Regions from separate parts of the Mus musculus genome. Here region 1 is linked to region 2. A link is a loop called in an ENCODE intact Hi-C map of the cell type or tissue named here. Cell type or tissue: left cerebral cortex. All regions are shown on one strand. Links, peaks and the distances in the headings refer to the core of each region. The heading gives the core; the rest is flanking DNA.

Region 1 (15,915 bases), core at 2,979-10,978, 52 kb before region 2:
AACTTAGACTTTAAGGCAGCGTGTCAACTGGAACAATAGGAACTATTAGTGCTAGTTGGCGTAGTGGTGATGGATAATCATTTTAAACTACTAGTAATCTAAGAAAGTGCTTTACCTGAGGTCTCTTAGTTTTTTGCTAACTTTTCATGCCATGAGAAGTATCCATTCATAGGTAGGCGTCATATATAAATCCTATGAAATAGAAGTAACAGCTCTCTGAATAGAACATATCCATCCAATGCAGTAATTATGTTACATGTGAATTCATATCATTGGCTTTATTAAAGAATGTTATGTTATCAAAAATGTTTACTAACAGCAAAGGTCCTCTTATACTGTCGTGTTTGATAGTGAGCCATAGATTCCAGTGTGTGATTTGTGAACTAGTATGCGTTATTAAAATGACCGTGTTTATCCTGCCAGTAGACAAAGTGCCGCACGTGGCTCTGAGCAAATACTTGGGGAGAAACGCCCTATCACTGCATCACACATTCATTTGTTTCTAGTTTTGCAGGCTGATGACCACAGTGCCTCAAAGCAGATCTTTTCCCTGGAAGTGGGATGAGTGCATGACAGGCTCTATGAGCCATGGATGTGTCAACAACCCAGGGGGAGGGCCCCGCTTAACAATTAGTCTCTGGGGGTTCACTCAGAAGTCAGACACACTATGCCGGAGTTTGTTGGGGATTTTGTGATTCTCATTCATGTCTGAATTATGAGTCTGGGTTAGTACAAAACAGAGTCTATAAAGAAGGATTGCAACTAATATGGCAACTAGAGCTACACATGTGCACACATACACACCCATGGACAGACATACTCATGCACATACACATACACACACACAATATATATACACTCAGACATACACATGCACACATATACATACACACATATGTGCATATACAGACTCATACACATGCTCATGCATACACACATAATACACATACACACTCAGATACCCACACATGCACACACATATGGACATACATGCATATACATACATATACACACATGTACATGCATATACACATATACATGTTCACACATAATGCACATATACACTCAGATACATATACATATACATACTCACACAGAAACATACACACACATACTGTACATACACACTTAGATACACACATGTACACACATAACATGCATGTACAAACTCAGATAACACATCACACACATACATATATGTACCACATACACACACAATTCACATATGCACTCAGATACATACATACAGGTATGTGCATACACATACATGTACACAGACACATACATGTTTATACACAAAGACACTGACACAACACATTTACATGTGCATACAAGCTTAGATAAAGACACATATATAAACATACACACATGTGCACACATGATGCACATATACACTCAGACACATGTACACATAAATGCACATACATGACATATAAATGCACACAGACTCATACATGCACATATATACTTAGACATTCACACAAACACACTCAGACATGCACACACACACATACACTTGGACACACACATGTATACACACATGCAGACATATTATGCACATGTTCACACACACACACAGAGTCAAATGAGAGGACAGAGAACACTACTCAAGATACACTGAAAGCTCCCAGGAGTCAGCCAGAAAATATTTTTAAGAATTTCCAACATTGTTTACTTCCCTAAAAGAGACCAATATTCCCAAGCCTCAGGCATTTGAGTGCCACCAGCCTTCCTGTGGTTCCTTACTCTGCATTGTGCTTCACTTGGTATGCTTAATTTAATTCATTCTCTTTGCTCTCTTTAACAGCCCATCTGTCTTAAGCAGAAATGGATGTGACAGTCGTGGTAGCTTATGCTAGTTACGTTTTTCTTCCCATAGAAGGGGATGGCATGTAGCATTGTGAATATTAGAAATACTTGCAAACCATCTAGAACCCATCTGAGCACCCTTGTTGACATGGTTGAGGGGTCTTCCAGGAGCTGAGGGACGCTCTTCCCCCCAGCCATCCCTCCCCGCCCCCCTTCCCCAGTCTGCCTGAGAATACTCTCACAACCTCATACTGGGAATTCCCTCTTCCAGAAGCCACGTCAGACAGAGCCGAGTTAAATGAGCTTGTGCTTCCTTGAGGTCATCGGGGCTGGAAGGCTCACTGCAGGAGAATGCCCAGTAAGCCAGGCCTGCCTGCTGTCCACTGCCAGAATTTGGCCATTCACAATGCCTTTTTGATTAAGCAGGTGGCTTGGGAATCATGTTGTGGCAGTAAAATACAGTAGTGTTCTTTTACCTATGATGGGAGCATGTGTGGTGTTGCTGGCCCCTGACTGTCAAAAGTTCACACGAGGGTACTGAGTTGCACACACAGGTTTGCATGGCCCAAGTTGCCTCACCTACTGCCCATTTTGAAGACTTTCCACAGGACCCTTGAGGAAATGGGCTGTTTATTTTATAAACTCTTCCTTTATCTCTCAGGGTGGTTTGACTAGACAGATTGAGAGGAGGCAAAGTACCCCTGGAATTCCTGTAGCTTTGTAACGGTGCTCTGGTTTCTAAGTAAAATGTTTTTTGGAAACAGGAACACCCACAAGCCCCTAAGGAGAAAAACAAACAAATATACCCTGCCGCTCCAGCTTCACACCGACCCTGCCCCCATCCCCACCTCTGCCCCTAAGATTGGCAGCCCTAACTCCATTAGAAAATGGTGAGGTCTGGAAATTGCAAGTCGACCCCGGGGAACTCGGTCAGGGTCAGGGTGTGTCTAAATATGAAGGGATGTTTGCTTCTGATATGAACGTTTTTCTTATACTTTTATTATAGAAGATGATGTGTCAAATGTACAAATAATGTGTGCCTGGTGCCAGAAAGTGGGGATCAAGCGCTATTCCCTGAGTATGGGAAGCGAGGTGAAAAGCTTCTGCAGCGAGAAATGCTTTGCGGCCTGCCGGAGAGCCTACTTCAAAAGAAACAAGGTAAGCCACCTTAGAGAGGCCGCGGGCCACCCTCGCGTGCGCATGCGCCTCCTAGCCCTAGCTGGACACTGTGGCCCTACCCCTGTGTAGTCTTTATTCTGTTTTGTCCGTTTCTTCCTGTCATGCTTAACTTTTTGGAATAAGAAACCCCACCCTAACATACCTTGACCATCAATTTCTCTTGGCTTGGTGTTTGAGTTCTGAGAGGTGAGTGAATCTGCGGAAGAACTGAAGTCCCAGCTGGTACCCTATCCGGAGGGCATAGTCTAGAGCCCACCAGGGAGAAGTAGCAGGGGAGAGCCAGGCATTAGCAGCAGAGAGAGGCTCTAGTTCACACACACAGCGGGGGATATGGCTGCTGTTTCCAAAACCTGACGCACAGAGTCTAGTCAAGACAAAATTGTCAAACCTCCCTTGACACGGGATGTTAGAGTTGATTGATCATGACAAGAGGGGCAATAATGAATACATACACTAACACTGCTCACTCGTGAGAGTAACGGATTAGCACAGGAAGAGACATAGTAAAGTTTTGACTTTTTTTTTTAAAGGCAGTCTAAGTCTGAAGATGGGCTTTTAGAATAGTATTAGCCACTCTGTAATAAACATTAGAAATGGGATGCATGATGTTTTAACAAGCACATACACACACTGGCACACGAACTTCCCAGTTCTTAAGGACATGCTAACATTTGTCACCAAGGTCTGAAGTCCATTTCTAGCCTTTGATTATTTCTCATTGATCTGCAAAATGTCCTTACTTCATGAAACCGTCCACATTTTGCTAAGCATTTAGCCTTTCCCTTTCTGTAATACAAGATAAAAACCTGTCCATTCTTGAAGCAAGAACTTGCCTTTCTAAAGTTTGCAATCCTGAATGCTAATCAGGGCTCACTGCATTGCAAGCACCATTGCAGCAAATAATCTCCTGCAAATTTGGGTCACATTCATTTTGCCAGAAACCAGAATGCCTGAAAAATTAGGCTGCAGAATTCAATGAGTTGGAATTTTAGTAGCAGTCTCTAAGAATTAGGCTCACAATCTTCACTGGAACTAGGAGACAAGTAAGGAAATTGTCTGGACATCTTTGGGGACAGTCAAGAGTAGGGTTCACTTTCCCTCGGGAGGAGATTAGAATGATCTCCAAGAGCCTGGGGCGCCCATTCTGAATGCAGAACACTGAGAATAACAGTCCTAGGAGTGGGCCTAGCAATTTCTTTTTTAAAGCTCTACTTACAACAACAAAATACTTTGCATTCCTCCACAGAAGATGGCTGTAGAGCAGGGCCTTTTGTCATTCTACGATATCGATGGACTGCTGGCAGAGAATAAGGCCAAGAAATAAGGCGCAGTATCACAACACTAATGATACCACTTACACTCTGCAGTCAGTCTTTGAGGAAAGGCATCTGATGCCACTGGAAGAGCAGTCCAGAGTACACTGTTAGACAGTATGTGTGTGTGTATATGTATATGTACATGTGTATGTATATATACCCACATATTTTAAAAGCATATTGTGTGTATATATATATGTGTGTGTGTGTATATATATATGCGCTTTTAAAATATAGTGATAAAGTTTAAGATAAAACTGAATTATAAGCTTCTATGGCATGCATTTTTGAAAGATGGCTAATGGAAATTGAATGAAGAAAAAGAAATAAAAAGGGATGAAAGCACATGACTGATCCTAGGTATGATGGAGAAGAAAGTTTATTACAGGTATGTGGGAGAGTGTAGCCAGAGGCAGACACATCTGGGAGAGTCCAGAGTGGTCATGACCCTGGACCATGAGGGAAGAGGGGGAGGGGAAGGAAGAGAGGGCCGCCAAGTGCAGAAGCCAGGAGGCCAGAGGTACAAAGAGAACAAAAAGAAAAGGGGCAGAAAACCAAAAGGTCTGGTTTATATAGGGAAGAGCCAAGTTCAGGGTAGAGGGCGGGGTATGCCAGCCATGCCCTGAAATAGGTAGGGACTGAGGGATGCTGGGAGATCCTGGAAGCCAGGTCCGCTTTGATATATTAAATAGACACTTCAGCAGCGTGTCCTGGGTTTGAAACTTAACAGCTTAACAAGAAGCAGGGTAAGAGTTAGTATTTGGAACGCAGAGGAGGGACAGTCAGAAGTGAGGCAAGGCCCACTCAGCCTCACTTCCCGTGAGGAGCTCCTGGGATGAGTCTCTAGCATCTTGCAAACCTGGGGAGTTGCTATGGTTTGACCTAGCCAGTGACTTTGCCTGCTGGTCTCGGCGGCCCCTTAGCACACATATGACCTGTCTTCTTTCACCTTCTCTCCTGTTTATGTATTCCAAAGCTCTGCCTGGTCAGTTTCTCCAAATCGAGAGATCAACGTCTTACATTACCCGCTAGGCTCTGCTTTTTCCCCGAGTGTTATCTCTGAAACAATATCCTATTGTATTACTACAAACATGTACAGCTGCTGCATTTCTGTTAACCGATAGGATTTTGTGGTCATTTCATTTAGGGATTAGGTTTCCTAATGGCTTGTATTAGATCCCAGAGCTGCATCCGGCCATTTCTAAGAACTGCTGTTACATGCCCCAGAGTGTTCCCAACTGCAGACCGTGGCAGATAGCTACATCTCTTCGTGTATCATTTAACAAAGTTCTTAGTTTTCATTAGTAGACTTCATCTTAGAAATCCTTCCCATTTCTACATAACAAGCTTCCCTCTTCCCATGTTTTTAAATACCAAGAAGTAGATGGAAAACAGCGAATAATGCATGCACAGAAGAGAGTTTTGTCTTAGGTATAGAGTAGATTTTTTTTAAATGTGAAATTAACTATGCTGTAAATTATGCTTTATAATGACAGCCCATTTCTTGCTGGATAGCATGCTGGGATCTAAAAATGGCCTCCAAGTTGAACCCAAATTGCACGCATAACTTTACAAAGGAAAACCCTCAGACAAGGTAGATAATTAGGAGCCGTATTCAGCCGACCTCTGTTTTGTGTCTGAGCAACACCTGCATTTGTGAATGTAAATTGGACAGCTGTGCTTGGGCCCCTGTGCACGCCTCCCCAGAAATGCTTGCGCGACTACAGGCAGCATGGCGTTGCTGCTAAAAACAAAGATAAAAATAGCCCAACACTCAAAATGAAGGCCTATGAAAATGAGCTTTGAAAATTTCATTTGCTTCTCAAGCCTTTCTTTTTCTTTGGGACCTGGGAGGCTGAAAAAAAAAATGTCACATTTGTCTCTCATAAAGCTCTGCCATTTAGAGTCAGGTGAGCAGGTGGCTGAGTTAACCAGTTATGGTATGTTTTAAACTGAATTCAGATTTTATCTAGAAGTTATCTGGATGGCTGCAAGCATGTAGGCATTTTTGCAGACTGTTCCTGCTAACATTCTGTGAGAAGCCCATGAGTCACAGCTGTATTCACTTACGGAATCCATGCAGCTATGAGTTTACACATGGCAGGATGTTGGCTCTGAGACGTGGGCAGTGTTAATTCATAATGTATCTTATACCAGCCTGATTTCTACAAGGTTTAACTGCCGACTCAAAGATTTTTAAGCCAGTGTAGGAGGAGCTTATATAGTCTACAGGCATTGGGCATTGGCGTAGGACATTGGGTACCAATGGGAGGGACTTATGTAATCTAGGGGCATGGACATTGGCTACTGATGGCATGTCAATCTCATTATTTGAGACAGAGACAACTTTTCTTCTTTTTCCCCTTTTATTAAAAGTAGCTTCCTTTTTTTTCATATAATATATTCTGACTCCAGTTTTCCCACCCTCTACACCTACCAGTTCCTTCTCTTCTCCCCTCCTTCCCAACCAGATCCACTCCGTCTCTGTCTCTCATTAGACCAGAACAGGCTTCTAAGAGATAACAGCAAGCACAACATGATAAAATATAGTAAGATAAAACAAAAACCATCACATCGAAGTTGGACGAGGCAAGCCAACCGAAGGAAGAGAGCAGGCACAAGCATCAGAGACCTGCTGTGCACACACTCAGGAGTCCCATAGACACTAAACTGAAACCACAGTACATACACAGAGGACCTGGTGCAGACCCGGGCAGGCCTTGTGCGTGCAGCTTCAGTCTCTGTGAGCTCACACGAGCTTTGCTCAGTTGATCTAGAGGGCCTTGTTCTCCTGGTGTCCTCCCCCCTCTGGCTCACACACTTCCTCTTCTGTGGGGTTCCAGACAGGGACAACTTCTCAAAGTGCTCCTGAGGCCACAGAGAATAGGACGTGAGAGTGCCTTTACCCTAGAGAGTCATAAGGAAGGAGTCAGAGGTTATAAAGCCGCCTGGCTGCTTTTGCAGTAGATGCAGAAACAGAGTTTAACGTGCTTTATTTTTATTTTATGTTTGTTGTATGTGAATGCCTGTTTGGCCTGCCTGTATGACTTTCAGGCCTGAAGTTACAGATAGTTCTGAGTTGCCATGTGGGTGCTCAGAATTGAACCAGGTCCTTTGGAAAAACAGCCACTGAGCCAACTCTCTAGCCCGAGTTCAACCTTTTAATATCAATTCTACTTTGTAAAATGGCAGAGTGCTTAAAATGTTCTTTTTATTATCCCTCTTAAAAAAAGATCTTAACAAGACTACAAATAGTACTCTTGAATGGCATTTATTTTGTCTTTTTGTGTGTGTGTGTGAGAAATAAATATCCTGTTGTCTAAACTAGTATTCCAAAAGGAGCCAGGAAATCAAAACCGAAGGAAAATGGCCAATGTAAGGCAAGGATGACTGCTTCCTTTCCTTGTTCAAACCTCAAGTTTGTGGTGTTCCGAATGACATTGAAAAGTAATAAATACAGGTTCCTAAGAGCATCCAACTTTGCCTCCTCCTTCTACTTCCCATGGATTGAGGCAGGAATAGATTCTTCTTCAGCAGATGTTGTAGCTCCCAGTGCACCATCATGACGCACAGTGAAGATCATAGATGCTAGAGATGGAGATGCTTGTGAGCGATGTCATTGAGGTTTCCCAATAGCTGCCGTCGTAACAGACACTCTGCGTGGGGACTATTGTTCAATAAGCATTGATTTGACTGTCAAACTATAGCCTGGATGCATCCCAGTGTTTTATTAGAGGTGTCTTTTAGAGGGAACCCATCACTAATTAGCATACATCATCACAGTTTTTGTCGTTATATTTTATTTATACATAGAGTGTAATTTTGTTGTTGTTGTTGCTGTTTTGGTTTTTCAAATTAAACCTAAGCATAGCCTGAAAAGATTTCCTGGTTTTAGACTTAATTATGAAACCCAGTAGTGTAGAAGAAATGTGTAGCAAAATCTCTGCTAATATACTGGTTAACGTGTCCAGTTTTTACTCTTTAGACACGTGCAATGTTTTATTGCAAAATGGCTGTCATTCACAAAGCTTTGAGAAGGGCATTAAGAAATTACTTGCAGTTAATGTCCTCTAACTGCCTCAGTCTCTGGCCAAAGACTTGATTCTGCTTGATGTTTGCACACTGGCTTGCAAGTAAATGAGGCCAGGAGCCAGGGTTGTTCTACTGGATTTCCCTGGCTTTTATTGGGCATAGGGAAGCTTGCAAGATCTGATTGTCTGCATTTGGCCTGCACTTGGCCTTGGCTGCTCAGTCTTAGAAAAACCTTCCAACTGCTTAGCATATAGGGTAGTCCTCTCTCCAGGCCTTCACTTTGTAGGCTGAGGTCTAAGTTCCCTTTGGACACAGCAAACAGGGACGTCCTCAGGAAGCTCTGGGAGAAAAACAACTAAGCCAACAGTTTTCCTGTACTCTCACATTTTAAAATATGGAATGGAATTGTAGTGAGCTGCCATAACTGGGAGTCTCTGAGAGCAATAATGGGGGAGAGGAGTGTGCTAGTCCCTGAAACACTCTGTGAGTGGGAAGAAAGCCGGAAGCTCTGGCAGGTGGAATGAAGTGAAGTTGCGGGGAAAACTTAAAGCACAGGTTTCTGTGGAAAGCCAGAGGGAGATCCAGGACAGAAGTTCTGCAAGCAGGTGGGACACAGTGCCCTAGGAATGCCACCACAGGCCTCGGGGACACGCACAGATCCTTATATTGATCTGAATCCTTGAAAACTGTGTGAGAATTGTATGTGTAAGGGAGACGTGCGTGCAATCAGAATGGACAGGTGAGTATATCCTGAAAAGAAGGACTTAGCAAACACTTCCGTTTTCTAATGGGCTTTGGAGCTTGTGAGGGGAAACAAAGAATCCTAACCTGTTACCCAGAATGAATTCCAACTTCTAAATACCACCGAGTATTTCAGTTAAGTGTGAGGAGCTGATCAAGACTCTACAGAGCTTCAAGACTCCGTGTTCTCAGCGAGTGTGAGCAGAGTGGGGATTTTTGATAAATCTGACACTAGTTTCCTGCTGATCAGCATACAGGATTGTTGCCACATACATGGGAATGCTAATTCCAGACACAGTAGATCTCTGGCTCTCCTTCTGGTGCTAGCTAATGCTAGTCACTTGAATCAAGTCTTTCTCATCTGAGCTGCCAGTAATTATCCAATCCGTCCAGGAGGCACACTCCCTTTTAACATTAACCACAGTGTCAGATTTCATCAGCCACATTGTGTCCCAGTGACTTCTGCTGCATGGAGATAAATGTGCACATTTGGAATTCGTAGTCTGTCTGTTTGGGCAGTGGGCAGTTCAGGAAACGAACGATCAGGAAGGGATCTATTTATTTGTGCTGTATATTCGCCTAATTGATCCAGTCACATGCCGGGATTCCTGCCTTGGTACTAATAGTGCTTGGTTTATTTGAAGAACGAGAACTGAACAAATGATCTGAGGAGTCCTTTTGAGGGGTTTCTCTCCTCCTAACCTGCACTCAGCATGGCTGCACTCCCTGAGTTTGCCTGCTCAAAAAAAAAAAAAAAAAAAAAAAAAAAAAAAAGCTTTGTGAAACCCATTGGTGAACAGTGCAGGGGCAGAGTTGGGAAGTTTTGTGTGAGCTTGCCAGAGAAACCAAGGGGAAATGATCATGTGTCTTTCTAGGATTGAAGTCGCACTCTTGTTAATTCATGCTTTGCTAAAAATGTGGAATATCTGAATAAATGCATGCCAAAGAGGCCTGGGGGCTCACACTGAGATATTTTAAGATAGTTGAATGAGCCCAGAGTTTGTTTTATTTTTTTTTCATAGACATTTGCAGGGTCTGATTCTAAAATCTAGTACACCCAGGAAGGTCATATCCACAAGATCCCAAGTTTTGGGTGTGCACAGGTTATTATTAGTTTCCCTCCATTTCGATGCCTCTGTGTAGCTCTTGAACCATGAGTAAAAGTATGGACTGGGCAAGATGTGCATAACTCTTTGTTCCTTGGGTTCCTAGCTTTCAGCTCATATCATGGCTTGGGATAGAATAAAGGAAAAAATTGCTTTAAAAAGCCACTTAGTTCCTGTCACTGCATATCAGATTGCATGGAAATCCCTATGCTACAATCTACCCTTAGAGGAGCTGTCTACACAGTGGAGTCTAATGTATGTCAATAGATGTGTGCAGGGCTATAGACCACTAGAAGCCTGAGAAGGCTAACTAGTAACCATAAGAAGCCATAGAAGTTGCTTGCACCCTGCTGTAGTTTACTGAGCATCTTGGGTAAGCAATACTCCTATAGTCCTTAACAGAGATGGAGATGATCAGAGGCTGGGGATGGGAGTCAGTATCCAGTAAGCCCAGAATTTGTGTCTCACTGCTCAGAGTCAGGCCAAGACTCACTAAGTCAGTGCGAGACTTGCTCATGTGGGGTGTCCTTGGTGTGTTATCTTTCTGTCTTTGTCTCTAGTACAGGAATCAAACCTAGAATGCTGCACATGCTAGGCAAGAACATGCCACTGAGAGAGATAGCCCCAGTTTTTAAAATATTTTATTTTGCAAAAGGGTCTCTTTAAGTTGTCCAGGCTGGCCTTGAACTAACCAAGTAGACTATGTAGGCCTTGAACTTGGGATCCTCCGTAACTGCTGTTACAGGAATGTGCCGCTGTAGCTGCCTCAGACTTGCTCAATGTTTGATTGCTGAATTCAGCCGAGAGACGACATGATCTTTGGTGGTGAGGGATGTCGTTAAGCTATGTAATGTTATTAAAGTAACATTTTAAGTGATGAGATTAAGCCGGAGAGTTAAATTTATTCAATCATGCGGTGTCTTTGTAGGTCATCCTCCAGAGGAAAAGTAAATAGGGGACTAAAATCCACTCATGATTAAGACCCTCAACTGTCGACTTGCATAGTGTTAGGAGCCCTGATTAGTCCTCGCATGGTAAAATACTCCTCATCAGTTGGCTGTGGCTAAGGGTTAACTGTTCTATTATAAATTCAGATATTAATGTATTTTCTACTTAATTCATCTCCAGATAGAGGAAATATAGTTAGTAGATGTGAATTTTTTACTTCCAAATGTACTTTGGAAACATTATAGTGATTTATGAGCGAGCATTAGCGATGAGAAGGAGAAATCATTCATAAATATGGTGAAATGTATTTAACCACCTTTGATTGTGGGGGGGGAAACTGCCTTGATTTTGAAATGATTATTTTTCTACAGCAATAGAATTTATGATACGAATGAAACATTTTACATACAGGTTTTAATCATACACATTTGAATTTTCTCTTAAATTTATTTTTAAATTATCTCTTTTAACGCATAAATTTTTTGACTAGCTCATTAGCATTAAAAGCTACACCCTCCCCACTAAGTGTATTTTGGAAGCTCAGAGGTGTACGAGGCATTTAGAGATATGTGCGATGTCTAAAATATCACCAAACATCCATGATAAAGTGCTGATTTCTGTATAGATCCAATGAAAGACATTATCTTGTAATAGGTCTTGATTGAATGATTTATAATTGACATATGGGGAAAAGTTTTATGATTATACATGCAACATTCTGTTTTAAGGATTTCTGGAGGCCCAGTTCAGCATCTGTAAGGATGTATGTTCCTTAAACTGCTATAATGTAGTGTGCATCATTGATGTGAAAGACAAGGGGAATCTGCCTGGTGGAAAAGAAATGCCTCCTTCTTGCTCTCATTTGTTTTGACTCTAGAAAAATAAGCACTCTCAAGGTTTGTTACTTAGTCATCTAATTAGTATAAAATAAAATAAAATCCAGAAGTGATGGCTCATGCCTGTAGCCTTAGCATTTGGGAGGTAGAGACAGGAGGAATAGGGGGTCCAAGCTACCTCTGGCAATGCAGGAGTTTCAGGACAGCCTAGGCTACGTGAGATCCTGCCTCAGAAAAAAAAAATCAAAAGATAAAAATAAAGCGCGCGCGCACACACACACACACACACACACACACACACACACACACACACATTCAGAGTAAAAGAAAAAGCCTGTGCCCTAAAGGAACTCTTACAGGAAGCTATATCCCAGTGGGTAGATAGATAATTTCCTGTAGTGATAAATGCTGTGAGAGCAGGTGGGGAAATGTGACTGTCTGTGATGGGCTCTATACATCTTGTGACTACAGATGCCATCTTGGAGGAGGTGGCACATAGGTAGGGACAGAAGGAAATGACAAAGCTAGTTGTGTGACCGGCTTGTAGCAGGAGGTGCCAGCAGGAAAGAGGGGTAGGAAAGTAGAGGTTGGAAGGCAGAAACGAGCGTGGCAGTTTTAAACAGCTCAGGAAGGGCGGGGTGTCTGGGGATGAAGGATGCAGGTGGCTAGGAGCCAAGCTGTGGAGCTGGAGAGGAAGCCTTTGGGGTTGATTCTATAAGTGCAGTACAACCCCAAGAAGTTGCTGTGCAGGGTAGTGAAGTGATCCAATATTGGTTGCTGATTGAACTTCCATTAAGGCAATGATTCATTTAAGAACCTGCGTGCAAACGGGATTTGGAAAGTTAGAAAGGCAACAGAATTCCCATCAAAGTTGGGTGTGCCTGGTAATAGAAAACTAAAAATAGCTTATTTGCTGAATTATTCATTAGTAATTATGAAACATTTCCCAGTAGCTAAAGTCAAACCAGTCCAGTGGTGTTAGGGGAGGAGCTGATGGGGAGGAGGGAAAGAGGAGGGACAGTGCTGACTGTAGTGTAGATGGGCCCATCCCAGCCTGTGGGGGAGGTCACTTCACAGAGAGCCACTCGGGTGGAAAGCCTGTGACACCCCTAGGCTTCTCTAATGCTGCCTCCAGAAGCAATGGGAGGAAGCAGTGATGTTGAAGGACCATCGTTGGGTATAAGGATTATTTTGAAGTTTATGTTATCCAAAAATAGATGTAGTCTGGTAACTACTATAATATGTCCTAACTGGTACTGGTTTAAATAATAAGAGACATCTGTACTTCTGTTCATACTTTGGGGTAGGCTGACATGGCGGTGCAGTGGTCTTATCATGGCACCACTGTTTACCTTTGCCGTCTTTGTATTGTGTAGACACCATAGTGGCAATCCTGGGATTTTGGTTTCTTTAAAAATCAGAGAAATAGTTTAAGAATATATTTTCACTTGAATCCCAGGTTTTGGGGTGTGAGCTGCTTTGGCTGTCTACTGCAACGGACTATGATTTGCCTCATGCTCTAGCAGAGGGGTGGTTTTGCCAGCTGCAGATAGTGGCTGTGATTGTGTGACTTTTGGAATTCTGGGAACTTTTCGGAGGGTATAGAAATGGGAGGGCCCTGAGAGGTGGGGTTGGTGATTGTTGGTCATTCAGGGGCGTTTGGTGTGGGATGTTGTTTGACATCTATGCTCAAAAGAGGCATGCTCAATGAAAAAACCAAAGGAAAGAAGTTAGATCCAGGGATCTCTCTCGCTCTCTCTCCTTCTATCTCCCTCCACTATCCTTCTTTCTCTCCTACCTAGTGATAGGGATTGAAACAGGTGTGGGGGGGGGGAGGATAAATGGCGAGAAAAAGAACCCACAAAGTGGCAAAGGTCAGCTGTAAGAATTAGATTCAGGGATTTTCCCCATTCCTCTCCCCCTATCCTTGTTTCTGTTCTATCTAGTATTAGGGGATGAAACCAGGGGGATAAAGGGTATGAAAAAGAACCCACAAGTAGCAAAGACCAGCTACTGCAGAGTATTGGCTGTATTCCAAGGCAAGTGCCCACGTGTCATGGAGCTGCTAGCAACATGTGGACTCCAAGCTCCTTTGTTCTCCCATGAGTGGCTGTGTCCTAACATTTACTGCCCACACCCACACCAGAGGCTTATCCCAGAATGAGGGGCTATGGTGAGCATAATAGAATTCTCTGGTTAGTTGGAACTGATTTGAGCTTTCCTCTGATGTGTTTGTCTGCCCCTAAGCTCCTCAGGCTATGAGGAAGGGCAACCATGACAATGAAAGTCTGAGAAGAGAGAGGTCACCCAAGTGACAGCTGATGGCAGGAGCTGGCACATGTCTGGTAGAGAGGCAGCCATGATCTCAAGTTATGTCATGAGGTTGAATTCCTCATGCATGGAATGTGTTGTGTCTATCTAGTCTTGTTAGGTTGATGTAATGTGGAATCTAAATGTGGATTAAAAGTTTAAATTGTGGTCAGCACTTGGATTGCTTCAGTGAACAACCTCCTCTACTCCAGACCAGCTGTTTGTGAAATCCAGGTTTTAGAATGCTGTGTGTGGTACCAGGGCTAAAGGGTTGACATTCTTTGCTGTTTTCAGACGCTAGGATATGAGATTACAACTATGTGGTTAGTTGTTACTGCTCTCTATTCACGGACAGTAATAAAGGTAGGTTTCAATCAGAGAGCCTGGTGCATAGTGTATTTTCATTAGTGTAAATGGCTTGGGTTAGGCTGGCCCGGTACCATCCTGCAAATGGAAAGGCAGATGCTTTGGCCTGGATGTGTGATGAGATGAGGCTGTGCTTTCAAGGGCTCACCACTTCACACATTAAAGCCACTTTCTCTGTAATGCTTAACCATGTCTGCGACAGGGAAGGGAAAGTGAAGTGTTCAAAAAACTTGGGATGCATGGACACATCACATTCGGGTGGCTAGAAGAGAGAGGCTTTGAAAGCTGCACCATTCACAGATCGATCTACAAATCATCCAACAAGTATTTGTCAAGCAGCTTCTGTGAGTTGGCACTGGGGTGGTTTGTTGTGCTCATCGTGGCCAACAACAACCTGGCTCCTGCCCTCATGAGGATTACAGACATTCCGTTAAAGGAGGACACAGATGGCAAAGTTCACTGTATGGGGAGTGGAGCAGAGTGCTGTGAGAGCATGGGGGGTTTGACTAGTCAAATCTGGAAGGCAGAGAGTGATGCTAGACTTGGAACATGAAGGATGAAAAACTGTCAGACAGAGACAGAGACAGAGATAGAGAGACAGAGAGACAGAGACAGAGACAGAGACAGAGACAAAGACAGGAAGACAGAGACGGAAAGACAGAGACAGAAAGACACAGAGACAGGCAGAGACACACAGAGAGAGACAGAGCGAGGAAGAGACTCTGGGCTGAGGACACAGCAGCGTGTCTCCCTCCTCTGCCATTGAGTTCTTCCCATCAGCCTCGCCTATTTGGTGAGTTCCAGGCCAGTGAGAGACCCTGTCTCAACAACAACAAAAATGTGAGTGGCACCTGGAGCAGAACACAGGATGTTGTCCTTGGGCTTCTGTGTGCAGCATATGTACCCACATATATGTTCCATGTACATATGAACATGAACGTACATGTACAAATTGCATGTACATGTATGTATACAGACTCACAGGGAAAAAAAAATCAAGCAAATGAAATGTCCCTCGAACCGTAACTCATGTATCCACTTGTTTGTGAATTTATTCATCCTCCCAGTCTACCCCAAGATCTTGGAGACTGTGGCTGACCTGCTGGCTTCGCCTCCCCCGAGTTTTCACTTAGATTCATGGTCTATAGTGTTAGCCAAATTCTTGATAGCTAATTCATTTTGTAGAGGATAGACAGCTTGTAACCCCTAAAACTAAGGGAATTTGGAAAGAAATGATAAGAGTGATAACCGCAAGAGAAGTGGTTTAAACTA
Region 2 (15,915 bases), core at 5,147-13,146:
GGCATCTAAGCACAAGAAAAGGAAACCAAACGGAGTTCTCGAATGCTTACTATAAACTTGAAAAAAGAAGTTTTATTACTTCTTGTTCAAAACATAGGTTATAAAATAGAAAGTGAATGCCCCCCCTTATGTCTCTGTAAAGCTTCATCTCTACATCAATCCCCACAACGTCGAGATGGACTATTTTTGAAGTTTCCAAGTCTGGTACCGACACCACATGTGTGATCACATGTGTGATGTCAGCTGTATCTGCTGAGCTCTGGAAGAACTGGAACCTTCGCCACATTCCCTGCCTCATGGTTCTGACTCCAGGGGAAACCTTTCCCTTTCCTTTCTTTTCTTTCCTTTTCTTTTCTTTTGGTTTTTCAAGACAGGGTTTCTCTGTGTAGCCCTGGTTGTCCTGGAACTCACTCTATACACCAGGTTGGCCTCGAACTCAGAAATCCGCCTGCCTCTGCCTCCCGAGTGCTGGGATTAAAGGCGTGCGCCACCACGCCCGGCAGGAAAACCTTTTCTTGTTTTCAAAATAAACGGCATCACACTGACACAGAAATATCTACACTCCCATCCACCAGGGGAGGCTTAATTCCAAAGCTTCGTTGTCTTTCTACTTCCACAATAACATTAACCTTTCCTGTTGTGTGAGGTAGGCAAATGGAGCTGTTCCTAGAATGTTCCATGTTTTCTAAAGGTATTGTCCAGAAGAAAGATTTTGCTTCAGTGTGAACATTGCACCACGACTTTTTCCCAGAGAAAGAAATGAGTCCTTGGAAGAATTACAATTTATTACATAGAAGATTCAGGATACAGCCAGTGATTTCCCAGAGAAGTGACTGCACAGGTTTAGGCAGAGGGCTCTGGAGTACAGAGTCAAGTCATTAGCCAGAGTGTCGGCTTCTAGTGTTTACTTAAATACTAGGTGCAACAGGAAAACAGATGTATGAGGCCAAGCATGGTGAAAGGCTGAGGCAGGAGGATCTTGAGTTTGAAGCCAGCATGAGCTACATAACAAAACCTTATTTCAGAAAACAAGAAGAGGGCCGGGAAGATGGCTGAGCAGTTAAGAGGGACACACTGCTCTTGCAGAGGACCAGGGTTCCATTTTCAGCATCCAGATGTGTGTATGTGTGTGTGTGTGTGTGTGTGTGTGAGAGAGAGAGAGAGAGAGAGACAGAGACAGAGACAGAGACAGAGACAGAGAGACAGAAAGACAGAGAGACAGCTAGAGAGAGCTGCTTCTAGCTCCAGGTGTGTGTGTTGGGGGGGGGGGTGTCACAGCTGCTTCTAGCTCCAGGTGTGTGTGTTGGGGGGGGGGTGTCACAGATGCTTCTAGCTCCAGGTGTGTGTTGGGGGGGTCACAGCTGCTTCTAGCTCCAGGTGCCAGGGAGGGAGAGTGGAGGTCTCACAGCTACTCCTAACTCCAGGGAGTATGTGTGTATGTGTGTGAGGGTGTGTCACAACTGCATTTAACTCCAGGTGTGTGTGAGTAGAGGGAGGCACAGGCATTTCTAACTTCAGGTGTGTGTGTGTATGTATGTATGTGGGGGGGGGCATCACAGTGGCTTCTAACTTCAAGTATATGTGGGGACATGGGGGTCACAGCTGCTTCTAACTGCAGGTGGGGTGGGGTGGAGTTATAGCTACTTCTAACTCCAGGGAGTGTGTGTGTGTGTGTGTGTGTGTGTGTGTGTGTATGTATGTATGTATGTGTGTGTGTATCGGAGTGGGTCACAGCTGCTTCTAATCCTAGGTGTTGGCCTTTCACAGCCTCTTCCAACTCGAGCTTTAGGGGAATCTGAGGCCTCTGGCCTCTATAGTCACCTGTACTCACTGTGAGAATGTGACATGGGCGCACGCGCACACACACACACACACACACACACACACACACATACACAATTAAAAACCAAAATAAATCTTTAATCCCTCCCCCACAAAAAACACAAGCCTTTGTGGAAATCTTACAATTTTAGTGAAATTTTTTTACTTTCTTCTTCTATTTTTTTTAATAGCAAAAATGTGAAGCTTTCTCAGAACAGTAAGTCAAAAATGTCCCTTTGTCCTGCCAGTCACATCTTTCATGACACATTCATAGTAAAATGCAACAAAATGGTTTCCCATCTATGTTCCCTTTTAGCAGCACATTAGCCAGAGTACAGCTGCTGGGGTTAAAGCACATGAAGTGAATTAGTCCATCAGCCAGTGTCTCCACACTCCTTCATTTCAGAACTTGTCACTCCAGAACAAAGGCAGTCAATAACACTGTCTTCTGGGCCCCAGTGGGGGCCAAGAGCCACCAGTGGGATGGTCTACTCCTGGAAGTCAATTAGCTGTGTATTGTTGGTAGGGAATTTAAGAACAATAATAAAACTGTCGGCAGGTCTGTCTGCTCTGTGTTATTACAATGACCTGCTCTGGAATAATTTCAGTGTCTACGCTGTCATCTGCAGGGGTAGTTGGGTTCCTCTCTCTGTACCCCACTACTAAGTCATTATCTGGCACCCCAAATAGAGCATATATAGATTAAGGCACAGGCCCAATACATGACATCTTAAGATGTTCTGAAATCAATCTATGTACAAGATTAGTGGCACTGCAATGGAATGTACCTGACCTTGCCCCAAGATGCTGGGCACTGGTGAGCAAGCACATTCTTGGAGCGTGTTTACCAGTCAGTGATTGAAGATAGTGATGGTTGACCCAACTCTGTCCTGCCCTCTACATAATTGTACCCTTGTTGGGGAGATAGAAGTTAAGAAAGAAAGAAAAAAAAATGGAAGTCTTGGTCTGGGTTGGAGAGATGAAGGAAGGCATTTGCTAGGAAGCGAAGCAGAAGCTCTCCAAGTCAGCTTGCTCATCAGGAACCAAGAGGCAACCATGGACAAACCAGACATTTTTCTGACAGGCAGCTGGTCCCTGGATCTCTCAACCCTTTAGAGTAAGACCCACCTTAGGGCCACATCTGCTGAGCACTGCCCAGTGGTTCAGTGTCCTCTCCGTGCCTGTGGATACCCTCCTTAGACCAGTTGCTCTTGACCTGTTTGTACACTCTGCTGTCATCTGAGAGCTTTTTATTATTCAGTTTTGTTTTTATGAGTTTATAAAAAAGCTACATTCTGAACCCTATGCTGGACCTATTAAATTAAATCTGCGGAAGGGTAGAAAGTAGGAGTCAGAAACCCATGTTGTTAGCAACAGAAAACAGCCTACCCAAGACGCTAGGCTGCCTAGTCGAATGCACTTCATTCCACTTAGTAATAACTTGAAATTTCATTTTAAAGCTTCATAATGCAAGTGGGTTTGCTGTGGTGAGAGGCATGTGTCAGTGCACATGTGCACACAGATATTAGGATCAGGGCTCAACATTCCTTGGACTTTGTGTATTCTCCATCCTGTGCAGAGCACATATCCAGCTAGACATTTTCTTTCATTTGCGTTTTATCTATTTATCTATCTATCTACCTACCTACCTACCTACCTATCTACCTATCTGTGTGCATACACATGCACTGGAGCCTGATCATTGTGCATTTGTAAAAACAACCTGGGAGTCAATTCTCTCCTTCCACCATCTGGGTCCCAGGGATTAAACTCAGGTCTCTAAGCTTAGCCATAAATGCCTTGTCCACTGAGTCATCTCAGTGACCCTGGAGGACAGGATTTCTTGGACTCTGGAGTCAGCCTGAGTGTCTGAACGAGCTGAGGGAGATGAACCCAATGGCTCAATGAAGAGACACGTTTCTGGCTTCTTTTTATTTCCCAACATCCCCAATGCTCCCCATTCTCTTTTGTTGCTGCCTAACGAAGCCTCCTAGGGATAAAGGCTTAGTATGAAACCTACACAGCACCCGAATCTTAGATAATGGGACATTTTTGTCCTTTAAACACATAGAAAGCATAGTGAGCACCTTGCATGTAAGTGAAATGAATGTATTTTTGCCTCTTATGTTGAAAATATCCATAGGCATCTGGTGTGTATGAATGTGTATACATAGTACATGCATAATAAACATATTCCACCTTATGAATATTTATACTCAAGATACATATATATTGAATATAGACATACATATGTAAATAGTAGCCCTTGTAAACGATATGCAAATTGTGCTTCTGAGCATATGTATTGCAGTGCATCAGGAATATAATAAACCCACCACCAAGCAAGACATATCTTGAGGTGGTATTTTCAAAAGTTGTTTACGATAGGGTCTAGTTACCATCCAGATAGGTACAACTCACCGGACATGGCCAGGTTACTTGAATGTGGTTCCTTCCTTTAAGGGGTCTGTCCATCACACAGTGACTTAGGATTTTGCTGTGAAGAAGTTAATATGGGTGCCGCCCACTGGCATCTCAAAGCCTGCTTCCAGCTCCCTCCGTCTCTGTACTCACTGCTGCCTCAGTCTGTTGGGGTTTAAAATGGGTCCCCTTTGAGTTCCATCATCCCACACGGCGATGTCACTGCAGAGCAGTCCTGCTGCACTGGCAAGGGGCATTATAGGCTTCAGGTGACCGTCCAGCCAGAGGCCACGATGCTTGCTTCTTTCCCTGTCACATAGGGCCTATCCTAGAACACATTTTAATTTTTCTCTGGCTTTATGGGGATAAGAGTATAAGGAAACGGTACTACCTCACCAAGATATTCATTAAAAAAAACACATAAAAATGAGCCCCAAGCAGAGCTATCCCTTCCACACAGACTCGCCATAGCCCCAACAACTCCTGACCATGTCATTTCGTTCCCCGATTCCACCTAGAGGCCTCATGACGAGTAACAGAAACCTTCACTAGATACAAGTGGTGCAATTTTCAAACATGCAGAGTACATATGGATTCCTTTAGAAACAACAGCCTACAGCGTAGCGGGGGAGCTCTGAGTGACACTTGTCGGGGTAGATTTCACTCTGTCAGGGAAATGATACGTAAGCACTGTCATTGCTGTGTCACTGACTCTGCTCGCTGCCCCTCCCCCTCCGGCCCGTATATCACAACAGGTAGTTCTCAGCTGTTCCCTCCGTGCCAGACATACATTTTATCTAAAGAGACAGCAGACAGAGCTACCTGCTGCTTCCTGTGCGGCTCTCCCTGTGTTTCTCTCCTTTTTCCTACTTCACTGGGGCTCTTAAAAATCAGCTGGCAGGGAGCCAGGAGCTCATCATTTTAATGCAGTGCAAAATGGAATATGCATAATTATATGCAAGCCATATGTGAGGGAGGCAAGCTCAGCTGTGGATTTCAGGAGGGCCAGGAGAGATAGAGATAGAGAGAGACAGAGGGAGAGATAGAGAGATAGAGATAGGAGAGGAGAGAGAGAGAAAGAGAGAGGGAGGGAGAGCATAAGCAGTTAGGGCTAAGAGAACATGAGAGCTGCAGGATGCAAATGTCCCCCTGATGAATGGATTAACGAGTGTACTTTGGACATGCCCCTTTCACCCACCTCTCCCTCACACCCCTCCAAGTCAGAAACCAATGGAGGTTAGGAAGAGAAGACTTCAGTGGGTGTTGCTGGTGAATAATGCGGATGCCTCTGTTGAAACATCAGCTTTCTCAATTGACAGCCTAGATCAAAATAACCAGGAACTTCTAATGCAGCTTCTTAATTAAATCTTTTTTTTAACTGCATTTAATAGAAGAATCATTGTTCTTATGAGATCATTGATCCTTTGGATCTTTATTTAAAAATTGAGGGCATCAATTTATCTCTAATAATATTACAGTTCAAAATATAACTATGCAATTTGCTTTTCTTATGGCCTTGCTATTAGAATTTCTTAAAAATGCTTTATCTAGAGATTGCTTAAGCATGTCAAAAACGTTTAAACACGTATGTATGTCACAGTCTCCTGACCGTGTGAGGAACTGTGTCACTACAACACTCGAGTGTTGGTGACACCCAACAAAATCAGTTGATTTGGGTCTGCTCTGTGTTCTTTGAACTATTCCACCATGATGAATTTGCATGTTGAAACCAAACAGTCTAAAGAAAAACAAATCTCAAATTTTGATACCTAAAGGGCATACTGCGTATTTAAACAAACTTCTTAATAATGTTGTTATTTCTGGATTCCCGTTTGTTTAATGATCTGAGCTTTTTTTTTCCTACCATTATTTGTAAGTCCCTAAATAGGCCATTATATTTCCCTTCAGGCTAGAGATGAAGATGGACGTGCTGAAACGTTTCCCCAGCAGCACTATGCTAAGGAAACTCCAAGGCTTGCCTTCAAGAATAACTGCGAACTACTTGTAAGAATGATATACTTACGACAAGTCTAGAATGTTACTTTAGCACAGTGAAAACAGTTTTTTTTTTTGCAAGGGTTTGTTCATGATTACATAATTTATGAAATATTATATTTTTCTGTATAGAGTTCTAAGTGCTAATTCTGATATCACTGCATATTAATTATAAGATCTCGAGTTGTTTGCAAATCTTTTATATCTGATTTTAAAGCTTGAATGGCCCTTTCTTTATTAGCTTGTTTTGGATTGTAGTTTCTAAGCAGCCACTTGGAGAATGGCTAGTAAAGATAAAAATATAACTTCGATACATGGAGCTTGAAGAATGCCCCACCCCACCCCACCCTTCCTCCTACGCCCGAGATGTGTGCTATTGTAGCAGACAAAGGTGGCTGAGTTTGCTTCAGATAGGAAAGAGAGCCCATTAGACACACAGCACTCCCTTTAGGATTCAAGTATTCCTCCACTCTCTTGCCAAACTCCATCGTCTCTCCCCTGCAGAAGGCTTAGAAGTAGTGACAGGGTGGGGGGATGTTTACTGTTGTGGGGGGAGCATCAGCTGTGACAAAGCTAGGTTCCAACGCAAGGTTAATTTGCTGTTCATTTTAGCATTTACAGGGAGACACGATGAGAAGCAAGCAGGAATGTCTATTATATTTCTATTAAATGAATCTGTTGGGGCCTTACATCCTTGATTAGCTTTTTGAAAACGAGTGCTCAGCAATGCATTTTCTGTCTACCTAAAGTAAACAGAGAATGAATTGTCATTTATTTGGCCAGTCAAACGCTGCTTTTGAAAATGAAGCTTTCGGAAGGATCTAGCGTGCTGTCCCTAAATGTTCTTTTCTTTTCAATTGCATTAAAGCAAAACATTTGCTCCAACTAAACGAAAACAGGGAAAGAAGATGAAGATGCTCAGCTGTTAACATTTGAGGTGGCTTCATTTCTGTTTGGATGTTTGGCCCAGTTTAGAGGTTTGCCAGGTCACTGCATTAGGAATTCCCACGAGTGACAGCCTTTGGGTTTGGCTCTGACAGTAACTGTCCGTTAAACACAAAGCGACCGGAGAGCAGGAGAGTGAATGGTACAGGCCTTGTCCATTCCAGCTGCAGCAGCTGCAGAGTGAGAACCTCCTTCAGGCAGCACAGCAGACACGGTCACAATGGTGCCACTCAGCCCGTGTGTGCAGCGCCCTTGACCAACTATGCTGCAGGCAGACTCACTGCTTATAAATGCAGTTGTTGGCATGAAAATTTAACTCGCCTGATATTTTATTTGAGGGCTCTTAAACATCCAGGTCTGCTGTAACATTTTATATTCCTCAGGGTATTTTCACAATGCTTTTAATGCCGTCTTGGTAACTGTGGTCATCCATGCCTGGGGGTTAGAGGGGAGCATTTGTGCTGTTTTAGGATCAGAATGCTTTTAGGACTGGCTCCCTTCTTTGTAGAAAGATTGTGAAGACTAATATACCATTCTTAGGTTTCCCCTATGTGTTGGAAAAGTAAATGTGCTTTAGAGTATACTGGAGGAAAAGAAAATTTTTAAAAAAAAATGTGAACATCATTTCCAGATCCGTTTAGAGAAGGTGCACACGCTTGCGTTGCCTGACTGACAGCCCTGCTGAGTTGGCGGGAGTTTCGAGAGGTTTGGTGCGAGCTTCACTGCAGTTTCTGTTAGAAATGCTTGCCCTTGTTCAGCTTACTTTCCCTATGATGAAAAAGAAGACAGAAAGCACAAGTAAGCGTATCTCTTTAAGAAGAAATTACAAACAGCGGCCAGCTGTTAAGAATAGCGGTGATTGGCTGTTGCTAAGGCCTGAGCAGGACTATTCCTTTGCAAAAGAATTGTTCATTCTTAAGAGAGAAATACAACTTTGGAGTTTTCTTACTACAGCTTGGAGGAGATATTTAAGGAATCTGACAGGGAGGACTGCAAACTCTACTCCAAAGTGCCTTTTTAGCTTAAGGGTGGTTCTGGCGTCTTCCTTGGCTAGCTGCAGCCCCAGCAGCAGCCTGTTGGGAAAGCATGAGAAAAGCTGGGATTGCAGAGGTCTTTGGTGTTCCCAGGTGACCAGAAGCACACAGCTGAAAGCTTGTCCCCCTGGGCTATAGGGATTTCAGACAGAAAGGGGCCTGGACCAGGTAGACAGGACATTGACTCTATGATATTGATGGTTGAATGTCTCTGCGTCCCTCCCCTAGCCCACACTTCTTGGAAGAGGCAGAACTATTGAGTAACTTATGAAAGAAAGAGAGAGAGAGAGAGAGAGAGAGAGAGAGAGAGAGAGAAAGCAAGCAAGCAGAGTAAAATCAGAGTATGCCTGGAATACACAAGCGTATGTAATCAGAAGGCACCAACAAAGAAAGCATTGGCTATAGCAGTGACTGTGCGTGCAACTGTAGAGTTCCTGTACGGTATTGATTTTTCCATTAAATCCCAAACTGTGATGTGTGCCTTCACACTAATGCACTATACACATGACTGGAGATATTTAGCTTGCTGACCAAGATTCTCTCTTTGGTGGTAACATAGTGGTTTCTAAATTAATTTTGGAAGCACAAGGCTATAAAGGCTAGTGATTACATAAACAATTCCTATGGGATGGGTCAGAGTTCAGTGTGGTCACCTAGCTCTTCATAGGCAGGTGTGTGTGTGTCTGTGTGTCTGTGTGTCTGTGTGTGTGTGTGTGTGTGTGTGTGTGTAAGAGGGAAATTTGCTTTATAATCAAACTATGACCAAAGGAAACAACTTTCAGTAAAAGCAAGTATGAGAGATTTCTGTCGGTCTTGACACTAACAGCACTATTAACATTCAAGACTAAGAATGGAGAACAGTTGGAGCCAGCCATGGCGACCAGTGCTTGCACCAGATTCCAGTCCCATCGCCAGTCTCCATATGATCACTCAGGTTCTCCCTGGAGAAGCAAGCTTGGGACTGCAAAGGTTCTTGTCTTCCCTAATAAAATGCTCATTCAGTGGGTGGGACTGAAGGAGCTGCAGCGAGAGGGAATCCTTAAGGATCTTTTGAGTTCATATTTTCTCGTTAGCCAGTTTCTTGTTAGTTCTCAGGAACTGGTTGGGCAAAAATCTTGTATTTGAGCCTGGGAAGAAAAAGACCTACAACTAGAAGAAATTGCTAGATTTGAAACTGAAAGATTTGGAGGAGGGTATGAAGATAACTGAGTTGAAATCCCAACTTGTGGGTGTGTGTGCGCGTGTTTGTGCACGTGTATGTGCGTGGGTGTTTGATGTGTGCGCATGCGTGCCTGTTGCTTGTTTGTTTCGAGACAGGGTCTCTCCCTGGAACCTGAGACTCATGGATTAGACCAGGCTGTTGGGGGCTGGGGGGTTTTCTCTGCCTCCCACCCCCACAGCGGAGCATTACTAGTTAGAAAGCTAGCAAGTGTAGGAAAGAGAGGGAAGTGCGGGGGAGAGTAAGCTTGTCCAACGAGGCTTCAGCTTCCGGAATCATCACCCAGAGTCTGAGTCTCTATGGCTTCTTCTGGCTGGTAGTGTGAGGGTTGTGAAGAAGGAGGAGGGAGGGAGCCCACAGCTGGGAGGCAAAATAAAAATAGCATGGGAAAGAATTCTTTCTGGTCACTTACAATGCCAGCAGAGGGAGAAGATGAAGACTATTTTAGTGTTGTGGCCTTGCGAACAGAGACGATGGGGTGGGGAGAGTTTAGCTGACTCTTCTATCTCAGTCCTTTGCGGAGACTGGCAGGTGGGTTAGAAGATGTACACCTCACCCCCACCCCCACCCCAAACACTGTCAGGCAGTGTTTGGCTCACAAGGATCTGTGCATCATAATAAATAAGCAGATTGGGTCATGGAATAGGGAAAAGATTCTGTCTCTGCCTAGAATGAATGAGTACATGGTTCATACCCAACATAGTCACCATTAAGCATGTGGGCTCTTGAGTAACACGTTAAGTCTTGCTTGCCCCATAGATCCAAAGGCATGAGAGACATACGACAGCACAGTGGATGCAGCTCTATCTCTTGGCCTTCTCTGAGTTTCTGGTCTTCATATGCAAAGCCTCAGAGGAGATTGTAACTGGACACAGAGGTGTACTTAGGCTTCCTGTTGTTGATACAGATGCGCTATGCAACTGTGATTCTCCTTCTTGTCATGGATGGTATTGGTCCATGGTAAGCCACGTCCTGGGAGAGTGCTAGGAAAGTCCCAGGGTGTGGAAAGGGATGAGACTCTTGCCTCATGCAACCAGTGCGCTGAATGGAAGATGCTTTTGATCTGGGCATTTCTACAGATAGATACTGATTATAGGAGTTAGAGTGTAAGAGAAGGGGGTATATCGAGCAGAAGGAAGGTAGGTAGGAAAGCACACACCATGTGCCCTGTATCCTGTGCAGCATCTCAGACGAGCATACGAGCATGGAGATGGTAGAGCCTGTTAGAGGGCAGATAGGCAGGTCAGTGGAGGAGTCCTCAGACCTGGCTCATCCTGTGGAGTCTGGGCTTCGATAGTTTTACTTTATGCAAATTCCTAGTGTTTCTATAGATTAAAAATTACTATGGAAATTTTCTAATGTTCAAGATTATATAAAAGTCATGATGTATCCCATGTGCTTTCCCCTGCCCCCAACTTGAACACTCATCAGCGAGAGTGTGCAATCTTGCACATTTGTCCCTTTTCTCTTGATATCCCATGGTGGCAGCAGTGGTGGTGGTATTTTATTTGAGATAGAATTACATTGCTTTTCCCCTCCCATTTCTCTCTCTAACCCATCCCAGGTACCCTTTCCAACTTCTCCCATGTTCCCCTCAAGTTGATAGCCTCTTTTTATTTTATTATTGTTACAAACATACACACATGCATGCACACATAACCTGCTATATCTATTTTTGTTGTTTATACATCTATGGTTTCAGGGATGACCACATTACTCTGCACTGGACAACCAATAAGGGGGCTTATCACCTAGAAAAGCTAGTTCTCCTCCTTCCAGTAGTCATTAGTGTCCTATGGTTCTTTGTCTAGGGGTGGGACACTAAAAATTTCTCCCTTCCACATTAAAATGTCCATTGCTGTAACCATTGTTCCAATCCTGTTGATGTGGCCGTTTCTCGGAGAGACCCTTACACTGTGAACTTTGGTGTTCTGACTCTTCCAACCTCTCTGCCTCTTCTTCCTCAATGATCCCCGAGCCATGGATGCAGGAACTCTGATGGGGATGCCTCCATTGCATCTGGACTCCTCACTACCCACTGGTCTTTGCCCTGTGTCTAGTTGTGGTTTCCTAGAATGGTCTCCATTTGCTGCAGAGAAGAGCTTCTCTGACGAAGGCAGGTAGCTGCACTTGTCTGTGGGGTAAGGATAAGATTTAGAATGCAGTAAGACTTTAGTAAGGAATCCTGCAGAGCTAGCAAGGTGGAGGTAGAATCTTATCTAAGGTTCATGACCTCACTAGCCCAAAGAACCTGGCTAGGCCTCCAGTACCAGGGATGGCTTCCCTCCCATTGAGTGGGGCTTACATCCAATCAGACAGCTTTTGGTTACCACCAATGTGTGAACGCCACTTATTGCTCCTTTATTCATATCTCGTCATGCTGGTCACTGTCGTGAGTCATAGGTGTTGCAGCTGGATAAGACTGTCAGTCACTCCTCCCTTCACCCCTTGCACTGTATTTTCCAGAACCATGAATGCTATGCTACAGGAAAGGGACTTTCAGGTCAGATCTAGCTTGAATCACTCAAGTCCTATGTATGAAGTATGCCGTGTTTTCAGCCAGAGCACCTACTCTTAACCCCAGAGAGGCAGCCAAGAGCTACGTTGATCATTTATATTGTTTTGAGAGTCACCTGGACTACCCTGAACAACCATTTACAGGGAAGTTTCTTGTGCCTGGAAAGGGGTTTTGTTAGTCTTGTAGTTAGTAAGACTAACTAACAAGTTAGTTTCTGTAGAGACTATTGTCAGCCCAAATGGCTTAACTTCCTTCAAGACGTGTGTGTGCATGTGTGTTTATATGCATGCATGTATGTGTGTGTGCATGTGTGTTTGTGTGCATGTGTGTGTGCATGTATGTGTGTGTGCACACACACACAAGTGTGCATATACATCTATATGCACCGTGTATAGATTTAAGTAAGTATAAGCTGGTATGATTGCACGAGGCTCACAAACAACATTGATACTATGTGTCCCTCATCTCTCTTCTTTCTGTGGTGGCTTCCCTCCATCCTCCTCAGTTGTCCCCCTCTTCACTTTCCACTCTGTAGTCCCTGTATCCCCTAGTCCCCTCTCACATACCCACCACCATGTCTGTGGTCCTTAATACTTTTCTGATTTCTGTGGTTAACCCCATGATGCATCCTTCCATCTGAGGATTTGAAGCTAGGAACCACAGATGAGGGAGAACATACCATATCTATCTTTGGGTCTGGGTTACCTCACTCAATCTTTCCTAGGTTTATCCATTTACCTGAAGGTTTCATTAGTTCATTTTTCTTCACAGCTGAAATGTACTCCAGCTGTTGGATACATGTATTATCTTTTTATTATCCATTCATCTGGCATTGAGATTGTTTTCATTTTTCTGGCTGTTGTGAATCAGGTGGCAATGAACATGGCTGGTCAAGTATCTGTGGAGTAGGATGTGTGAGTTCTTTGGGTATGTTCAGAGGAATGGGATAGATGGATGTCTTAGGGTTTCCATTGCTGTGAAGAGACTCATTGACCAAGGCAACTCTTATAAAGGAAAATGTAATTGGAACTGGCTTAGAGCTTCAGAAGTTGTCCATTATCATCATGGCGGGAAGCATGGCAGCATCCAGGCAGGCATGATGCTAGAGGAGCCTAGAGTTTTACATCTTGATTCTCAGGCACCCAGGAAGAGTCTGGCTTTCGCAGCCAGCCAGCAGGAGGATCTCTTTAGCACTAGGCATAGCTTGAGCATAGGACCTCAAAGCCCAGCCCCACAGTGACGCACTTCTCCAAAAGGTCACACCTCCTAATAGTGTCACTCCCCTGTGGGCTAAGCATTCACGCACACAAGTCTATGGCCGCCAAACCTACTCACACGGGGTCATACGGTAGACTTTTTCCCCTGTGGATTCTCCATGCTGAGTTCCAGAGTGACTGCATCAATTTGCATTTTCATAAACAGCATGAGTATTTTCTCTTTCTTCACAACCTTGCCAGCATACGTTGTCAGTTGTTTCGTTGAGCTTAACCATTCTGCCTGGGGTCCAATGGAATCTCAAAATCGCTTTGTGTTTCCTAATTGCTAGGGACGATCGATGGGCACTTTCTGAGGTATTTCTTAGCCATTTTTATTTCTTCTATTCAGAATTCTCTGTTTAGATCCCAAGCTTATTTTTTAATTTATTTACTTTATATCTCAATATCAGCCCCTCCTCCAGTACCCCTTCACACAGGTCTTCCCCCCCCCATTTCTCCCCCCTTCTCCTTTGAGAAAAGGAAGCACCACTCTGGGTATCACTCCTGCTTACACCCCCCATATCACTCCCTCTACTAACTTCTCCACTCCCATTCCCCCTGGCACATCAAATTCCTGAAGGACTAGGCACATCTTCTCCCTTTGAGGCCAGGCGAGGTTGTTCAGTTAGGGGACCACCTAGCCCGTTTTTAATTGGGTAATTCCCCTGTAGTATAATAAATCATGTGTGCTTCCTTTTGCTTGGTGTGGAGGGTTTGTTTGCTTGTTTGTTTATCTGTTTGTTAGTTTTTGATAAAGGTTTCAGTGCCTGTCTTCCCTGCTCAGGAATGCTGCATTGGTGCTGATTTAGACAGGAGCTGAAGTTTGGGAGCTATTCACACATAAGGCAGAAGACTCTTGCTTGTGCATTGCACCATTTCCTCCAGGCCCAGTACAGCCTTGAACATCTTAGGCAATGAGGTGTGTATACCCCAGTGCCAGGAATGCCTTCAATCTTTGCTTTCTAGCCTCTAGCTTTATGTGTATTTATTTTAAAATAAGATCAACTTTCCTTGCAACCCAATGCACCAATACCTGCCAACCCTTAAAATGTGATAGCAACTGCCACGTTTCATTTGGAACTTCATCAGCCTTTCAAAGTAGTTCCAAGTGACCAAAATCCTTCTTCCTGGTTCTGTTGTTCTAACCAAAGCCACACGTGTGACCCCACTGACTTCAAATTGTTGCTTAGCTGTTATGGCTGAGCTATACAAAGACCAAAGGTTGATTTGTGTGATACACCAGAACTCTTACTGCAGCAAATAAAACATATGGGACATATACACGCACGGTATACCATGTATCGACTTTCCACAAGGGGCTGCCATAGACCTAGAGGGTAGAGTGGCCCAGGAAATGCAGGGACAGATTGATTACTGTCTAGAGAGAACTGCCCTGTCTCTCTATCAAACTTCCAAATCTCTCTAGTCTTGAACTACTCCTATGTTCTCATGGGATTCTGAGCTGTCTTTCAGATCAATAAAAGACCTTCTGGAAATGAAAGCAATGGTCTTAAACTAAGCAAGGCACCGCTCTGATAAGAATGGTCAATTTACGCTCTTGGCAAGACCATCTTGATTCTACACAGGCTGAAGGGGTGGCAGCCATACAAGCTTCCCTGTCTCATCTGTCCATTCCTCTCCTGCCATCGGAATGGTGGCCTCACTTATTCTCTGGCTTTTGGACTCTTCTTCCTGACTTGGCCTTGTGGTATAGGACCTTTCTTTTCTCCTCTACAGAGACCCTCCAGACTACACTGGAGCATCCCCTCTCACAAGTACAAACCATATCATGACTCTTTTTTTAGTTCTTTGTGTTTGGAGAAGAAGCCACCTAGGGATGGTCTAGAGTGGCCAGCTCTTGCTTGCACCCAGAGGCTTTGGGGGATATAGGAACCTCGATTTGATCTGAGGCCCTGGTTGCCTGCAGGTTCTTCTCTTCCAAAGCTTGGGAAACCTTTGTCTTTCTAGTTTCAGGGCAGCTGCAGGGAAAGGTCTGGGCGGGGTGGTTTGCTTTCCGTGCTGGTTTCTCACAGCACACATGCAGACGTTCTTTGAGCCAGAGAGACAGAAGCGAGACCATGTGTTCTCCAAAGGCGACACTGTGGTTTGGCAGGTGAGAGCTCTGCTCTGCCAGCTCTATGGCACTGGCAAGTTCCCGACCCAGAGCCATCAGAGTAAAGAAAGCACTCATACATCATAGCGTCAACTTGGAAACCAAATAGCATCTCCTATAGGAAGCACTTAGCAGGAGCCTTAGTGCCTGCTTAGCAGGAGCCTTAGTACCTGCACATAAGTAGGAGCTTTGCTTCTAATTAAACAGAGCTAGAAGGCTTGGGGCAAATGCTAGCCGGTGCTCTACTCTCCACTCAAGCCTCTTAGCTCCTGTTCTAGACAGAGTATATGTTTTTTTTTTTAAGAGAAAAAAAGCAAACAGGGCATTTTGTTGTGAGTTTGGTTTTGAGACAGGGTCTCAGTTAGAGCTGTGGAAAGCCTCCAACTTGCCATCCTCCTGCCTCAGCCTTGTAGGCACTGGAATTGCAGGTCTGCACCCTCATATCCAGCTCCCAAGGGCAGTATTTTAATGAAATCAAACGAGCTTTGGCGCAGTGCACACATCCATTCAGTTGCCTGCTAGTGTCCGCGGAACTAGAAAATGCCCATGGACTGCCAGTCAGCGCTGCTGATTGAGAAAGTACTGCGTTGTTT

What was found. Peaks named below come from ENCODE experiments on the same cell type or tissue, not always from the same donor. Only the 100,000 strongest peaks of a DNase experiment are listed, where the experiment ranks them.
Region 1: a loop joins it to region 2, with 4 times the contacts of the local background. A loop is called at or near these places in 3 of 42 quality-filtered maps.

The regions. Positions count from the first base shown.
Region 1 is chr10:43,114,831-43,130,745 of GRCm38, reverse strand. Sobp (sine oculis binding protein) reads left to right here. Exons shown (of 7, transcript NM_175407.3): 4 at 2,816-2,967. Among named protein-coding and RNA genes, the nearest start is that of Gm51799, 41 kb to the left of the region's middle. In left cerebral cortex, for the core only: no CTCF peak of the experiment used is centred there; DNase peaks (open chromatin) are centred at 6,055, 6,414 and 8,512; H3K27ac peaks cover 2,658 bases.
Region 2 is chr10:43,064,924-43,080,838 of GRCm38, reverse strand. It overlaps Sobp (sine oculis binding protein), which reads left to right. Exons shown (of 7, transcript NM_175407.3): 5 at 6,151-6,246. Among named protein-coding and RNA genes, the nearest start is that of Gm47815, 38 kb to the right of the region's middle. In left cerebral cortex, for the core only: a CTCF peak has its summit at 9,863 (motif pointing right); DNase peaks (open chromatin) are centred at 7,265, 8,075 and 9,677; H3K27ac peaks cover 1,742 bases.